2 separate regions of the Homo sapiens genome follow, and region 2 is linked to region 1. A link is a contact called in ENCODE Hi-C data. All regions are on one chromosome and are shown on one strand. Each heading gives the region's core, a stretch centred on a gene start or an enhancer-like site at or near the end of the contact. The rest is flanking DNA. Distances are from core to core; before and after follow the strand shown. Region 1 has its middle 19 kb from the start of CSF2RA. Region 2 holds the start of P2RY8 (P2Y receptor family member 8).

The links. Hi-C counts contacts between places; a loop is a spot of excess contacts on that map. Pooled maps may share reads with other maps.
Region 2: a map of CD8-positive, alpha-beta T cell shows a loop between it and region 1 (9-fold over the local background). The contact joins the promoter of P2RY8 here to the enhancer-like site in region 1. A Hi-C loop is called at or near these places in 5 of 168 maps with a recorded cell type or tissue (B cell, CD4-positive, alpha-beta memory T cell, CD8-positive, alpha-beta T cell and 1 more), 18 of 37 single-sample maps with no recorded cell type and 16 of 50 pooled maps.

Annotation. Positions count from the first base shown.
Region 1 is chrX:1,248,409-1,251,006 of GRCh38, forward strand. No RefSeq gene overlaps it. Among named protein-coding and RNA genes, the nearest start is that of CSF2RA, 19 kb to the right of the region's middle. RefSeq lists enhancers at 105-621, 123-632. Within about 2 kb of position 1,288, at least 22 of the 41 ENCODE cell types and tissues checked have a DNase peak (open chromatin) inside an H3K27ac peak, as active enhancers do; they include B cell and CD8-positive, alpha-beta T cell, where a contact is called at or near this core.
Region 2 is chrX:1,535,874-1,538,471 of GRCh38, forward strand. P2RY8 (P2Y receptor family member 8) reads right to left here and starts at 1,312. Exons shown (of 2, transcript NM_178129.5): 1 at 1,048-1,312.

The sequences.
Region 1 (2,598 bases), core at 38-2,537:
GGGAGGGGAGGGGAGACTAGACGAGAGGAGGGGAGAGGAGAGGAGACGAGAGGAGAGGAGAGGAGACAGCCTGTACTACCCACCCCTTGAGTTGAGGGGTGCCGGAAAACCCCGGACTTTTCTTGTGGAGGTGGAGGGGAGGGATTCCAGGGTTAGTCACAGCTGTCACTTTTCTGCTTCTTGTTTCTGGCAGGGTTCACTGTCCTGGGTGCTTGATTCGTTACTAGCGATCCGGAGAAGAAAGGGTTAAAGGAATCCCTCCCCCACCCCTGGAATCCCTCCCCCACCCCTGGAATTCCAAAGGCGCAGCCAGGCTCGGATTTCCACGCGGGCGGTACTGAATTAACGGCTGGGCCCCGGCGCCTTTCTTTTAACTAATTACATCTGCAAGGGCCTTAATTCCAAACGAGGCGTCATTCCCGGAGACCAGAGGCGTTTGGAACTCAACGTATATACTTTGGGGCCGCGATCGAGGCGCGTCTCCCGTCTTCTGCCTCTGCGTGTCCTCAGCTGCAGAAAGGCCGCCCCTGAGCCTTCGGGTTTTCCTGGGGGGAGAGCTCATGAGGAACCCGTGTATGCCTAGCGTTCCATTATTGGAACGCTAAGCTTGTCTGAAGGCTGAAGGTCATCGCCAAGATCTGGTTTTTTACACCAAAAAAACTTGCAACCTCCGGCATAAATGGGCTTAAAGTGTCCGTGAGAGCTCATTAAACGACAGGCCCCGGGTCCCTGACCCCCCCCCCCACCAAGCCCTTGCTCTGGGACGCGCCTTGGACACGTCTGCAGATTCAGCCCTGGCCGGTTCAGCCCCCAGCGGCTGTCAGCAATGAAAGGGGTCCCAGAAAGGACTGGAAAAAGCAGATCACAACGGGAATCCCGAGGCAAGAATGCAGGAGCCAGGCTATCTGGCAAGCCTCAAATATAGCCAGCAGGTTGTGTTGATCCCGCATCACGGACGCTGTGAGCTGTGGAAGGAGCTTGGGATGAGGATTGCTGGGGATGCCTGCAGCTGTTTCTGCTGGAGCTGCCTCTGGGGCAGGAAGTGTCACGTTGCACCCCAGGAAGGTCTCTGTCCAGCGCAGACCACGTGGCCCTTCCTGGTGCTACTCAAGCCCTGGAGAGAGCCTCTAGGCTATTTGAGGTTCCTGGACTCCAGCTTTAGCCAGAGCCAGCTAGGAGGAGGCTGGGAGCTTGTTAAAGCCTGAAGGTAAGCCGGGTCAGGAAGTTGAGATTTGGAAACAGGCCTGATAGTCTGTGCTTCCTCTTCGGGGAAAAAGAGATGTTACAACGCGCTGGGCTCCACCCTCCCCCGAGAGCTTGCAGATTTCCGGCTTCTGAGGAGCTGCCCTACCACAGCTCCTTCTGTTGCTAGATAAGGGGTTGGGGTCACACCCTCCTCCCTTCTGTGGCTGGAGGGATGGTCTGTGGACAGAAGAATGTGTGGCCACAGGGAAAGTGAGCCAGTATCAGCAGAAAAACAAACTGAGGCTGGCACGGTGGCTCACTCCTGTCATCCCAGCACTTTAAGGCTGAGGTGGGCTGATCACGAGGTCATGAGTTCGAGACCAGCCTGGCCAACACAGTGAAACCCCTTCTCTACTAAAAATACAAAAATTAGCCGGGCATGGCGGTGGGTGCCTGTAATCCCAGCTACTGAGGAGGCTGAGGCAGGAGAATCGCTTGAACCCGGGAGGCGGAAGTTGCAGTGAGCCGAGATCGCACCACTGCCCTCCAGCTTGGATGACAGAGCGAGACTCCATCTCAAGAAAAAAAAGAAAAGGGAAAAGCAAACTGATATTGTCCCCAACATGCAGGATGGGGCATTCTCAACCTCGGCACTGCTGACATTGGGAGCGGGAGGATTCTCTGTGGTGGGGCTGTCCTGGGCACTGGTGGGTGTTGAGCAGCCGTCCTGGGATCCACACACCGGGGGCCAGGAGCAAACTTCCCAGGACTGACACCAAGGGTGTCCACAGATTGTCATTCTCTTGTGATTGTCTCTAGACATTGCCAAGTTTCCCCTGGGGGTAGAATTCTCCCTGGCCTGTGAACCACTGTTATAGATAGATGATACATAGATAGATGATAGCTAGATAGATAGCTAGATAGATAGATAGATAGATAGATAGATAGATAGATAGATAGATAGATGGAGTAGATAGAAAGATAGATAGACAGATAGACAGATAATAGATGGAAGAGAAGATGGACCGATATAATGAGTGATCATTACAGATATGATAGATGATAGGTGATAGGTAGACAGATGATAGATAGATCAATAGATAGATAAAACTTAGATGATAGATATAACAAATGATTATGATAGGTGATAGATACATAGATATCTATATAGATATATAGAGGGAGTAAATAGAAAGACACATAAATAATAGATGGAATAGAAGATCGATTGATATAATAAGTGATCATTATCAATATGATAGATGGTAGGTGATAGACAGATGGTAGACATATAGATAGATAAAACTTAGATGATAGATACAATAAATGATTATGATAGGTGATACATATCTATATAGATAGATATCTATATAGATATAGAGAGAGTAGATACAAAGAGAGACATAGATAATA
Region 2 (2,598 bases), core at 62-2,561, 290 kb after region 1:
CCTTTTCTCAGCTTTTTAGGGGACAGATCTGACAAGACCCAAGGAATTGGGGTTTCTAAGCGGACCTGTACAAATGAGGTCTGAGGTGGCCGTGAGACCCGGGTCTGGGGTCTCCCTGGCACCGAGGGGGTGACGAGGGGCCACCGTGCTCATCCAGGCACCCATAGGGCTTTAAAACCCGTTTAATTTATGCTTACTCTTCCATTATTGGAACGCTAAGCATTTGGGAGTTATTTATATCCCACGGCTCAAGGTCATCGCCAAGGTCTCATTGCAAACATTGAAAAAACTGCAATCTCAGGCGTAAATGGGTTACGTGCAGCAGCCGCAGCTGCTTACCCTCTCTAAGGTTAACCTCAAGAGAGGCGCATTTCATGGAATGAGTTTTTTTTTGTTTTTTTTTTTCTAAACAGAGTCTCGCTCTGTCGCCCAGGCTGGAGTGCAGTGGCGTGATCTCTGCTCACTGCAAGCTCCACCTCCAGGGATCATGCCATTCTCCTGCCTCAGCCTCCCGAGTAGCTGGGACCGCAGGCGCCCACCACCAAGCCCAGCTAATTTTTGTATTTTTAGTAGAGACGGGGTTTCACCGTGTTAGCCAGGATGGTCTCGAACTCCTGACCTCAGATGATCCACCCACCTCGGTCCCCCAAAGTGCTGGGATTACAGGCACCTGCCACCACGCCTGGCTAATTTTTGTATTTTTAGTAGAGACGGGGTTTCACCGTGTTAGCCAGGATGGTCTCGAACTCCTGACCTCGTGATCCGCCCACCTCGGCCTCTGAAAGTTCATGGAATGAGTTATTAAAGGAAGGGTGGCTTGCAGCCCTGGAAAATTTGAGCATTTCTCCCCTAAGTGACGAAGCGGCTGTGCAAAGTCTTCCTCCCAGGAAATTTGCACTCCTGGTCTGCTCTAGCGTGAGGAGAACACGCCTCATGGAGTTTGCACCGTCTTCCCCCATGTTCTCACCGTACACGGACCCTCCCAGCGACCCTGTCTTCTCCCTTGACAGTGCAGGACAAGCATAAAAGTCCAGCTCGGCGGCTCACCTGTGCAGAAGCAGCGGCAGAAGTAGCAGGTGAGAGCTCAGAGGGTCTCCAGGTAACAGGATGCAACGCTTAAGTCGACGGCCGTGCCTCAGAGCCCGGGACTCGGGGGGCCAGCCACCAGCTTGCAAGCCGTGGTCACTCAAAGTGCTTGAGAAGGTGTTCGTGGGCGGCAGACGGCTGCCCTTCCAGTTCCATCTGTCCAGCAACCTTGCAAAGGCGGCCGCTTCGCTGGGTGGCCCACCGGCTGGCACGACTGTCTCCGAATGCAAATTCTGCAAACTCCACCTCCCAGCGCACCACCACGGTTGCGACTCAGGCTTAGGTGGAAAGGAAGTGTGTTGTGACATTTCCTCTGTAACTGTCTGAACACTCATGTGCAGGGCTGAGCCCACTGGAGTAACGTCGCTGTGTCTCTGGGCAGCACCGTTAACCGCCCACCTCCCTATCACTGGCTCGCAGGGGGCCCTACTCTTAAGAGAACCCTGAGAGTGAGGAAAAGAGGGAGAATGATTTTTCTAAATTTTGTAACCAGCAGTGAAGAGCCGTGGCATGCTCCAGAACCGATTCCTGTTTCTTCTGAAATAACAAAACAAAACAAAGAAAGAACAGAACACGTTTCCTTTTAGACTCTAAAGCTGTGCTCATTGCGACATCTCTTGGTACACAGCCAGACTGTGACAAGCGAACAGACCTTGGGCACTGATCATTCCGGCTCTCACAGTTGGTCACGGGCGCTGCAGGCTCATATCCTCAACATCCCATGGGGGATCGGCCAGTTTCAGGAATGAGAACCAGGTTTCCGAGCTCTGGTATCCTTGCTTGTGAGGAGCAACGGTTGGTTCTTGTCACTCGTGGGAGGAGGTTGAGAGGGAAGGATCTGTCACTGAGAAAGAATGAATGAATATTGAACCACTGCTCAGGGAAAAGACATGGTAGAATCAATCCCTCAAGCCAGGCTGGGTGTGGTGGCTCACGCCTGTAGTCCCAGCACTTTGGGAGGCCAAGGCGGGTGGATCACTTCAGGTCAGGAGTTTGAGACCAGCCTGGCCAACATGGCGAAATCCCGTCCCTACTAAAAACACAAAAATTAGCTGGGTGTGGTGGTGGACACCTGTAGTCCCAGCTACTGGGGAGGCTGAGGCAGGAGAATCACTTGAACCTGGGAGGTGGAGGTTGCAGTGAGCCAAGATCAGGCCATTGCACTCCAGTCTGGGTGACAGTGAGACTGTCCCAAAAAACAAACAAACAAACAAAAAGACCAGGCCTGCTGGCTCACGCCTATAATCCCAGCACTTTGGGAGGCCAAGGCGGGTGGATCACTTGAGGTCAGGAGTTCGAGACCAGCCTGGCCAACATAGCGAAATCCCGTCCCTACTAAAAATACAAAAATTAGCTGGGCATGGTGGTGGATGCCTGTAATCCTAGCTACTGGGGAGGCTGAGGCAGGAGAATCACTTGAACCCGGGAGCTGGAGGTTGCAGTGAGCCAAGATCAGGCCATTGCACTCCAGCCTGGGTAACAGAGTGAGACTGTCTCAAAAAAAAAAAAAAA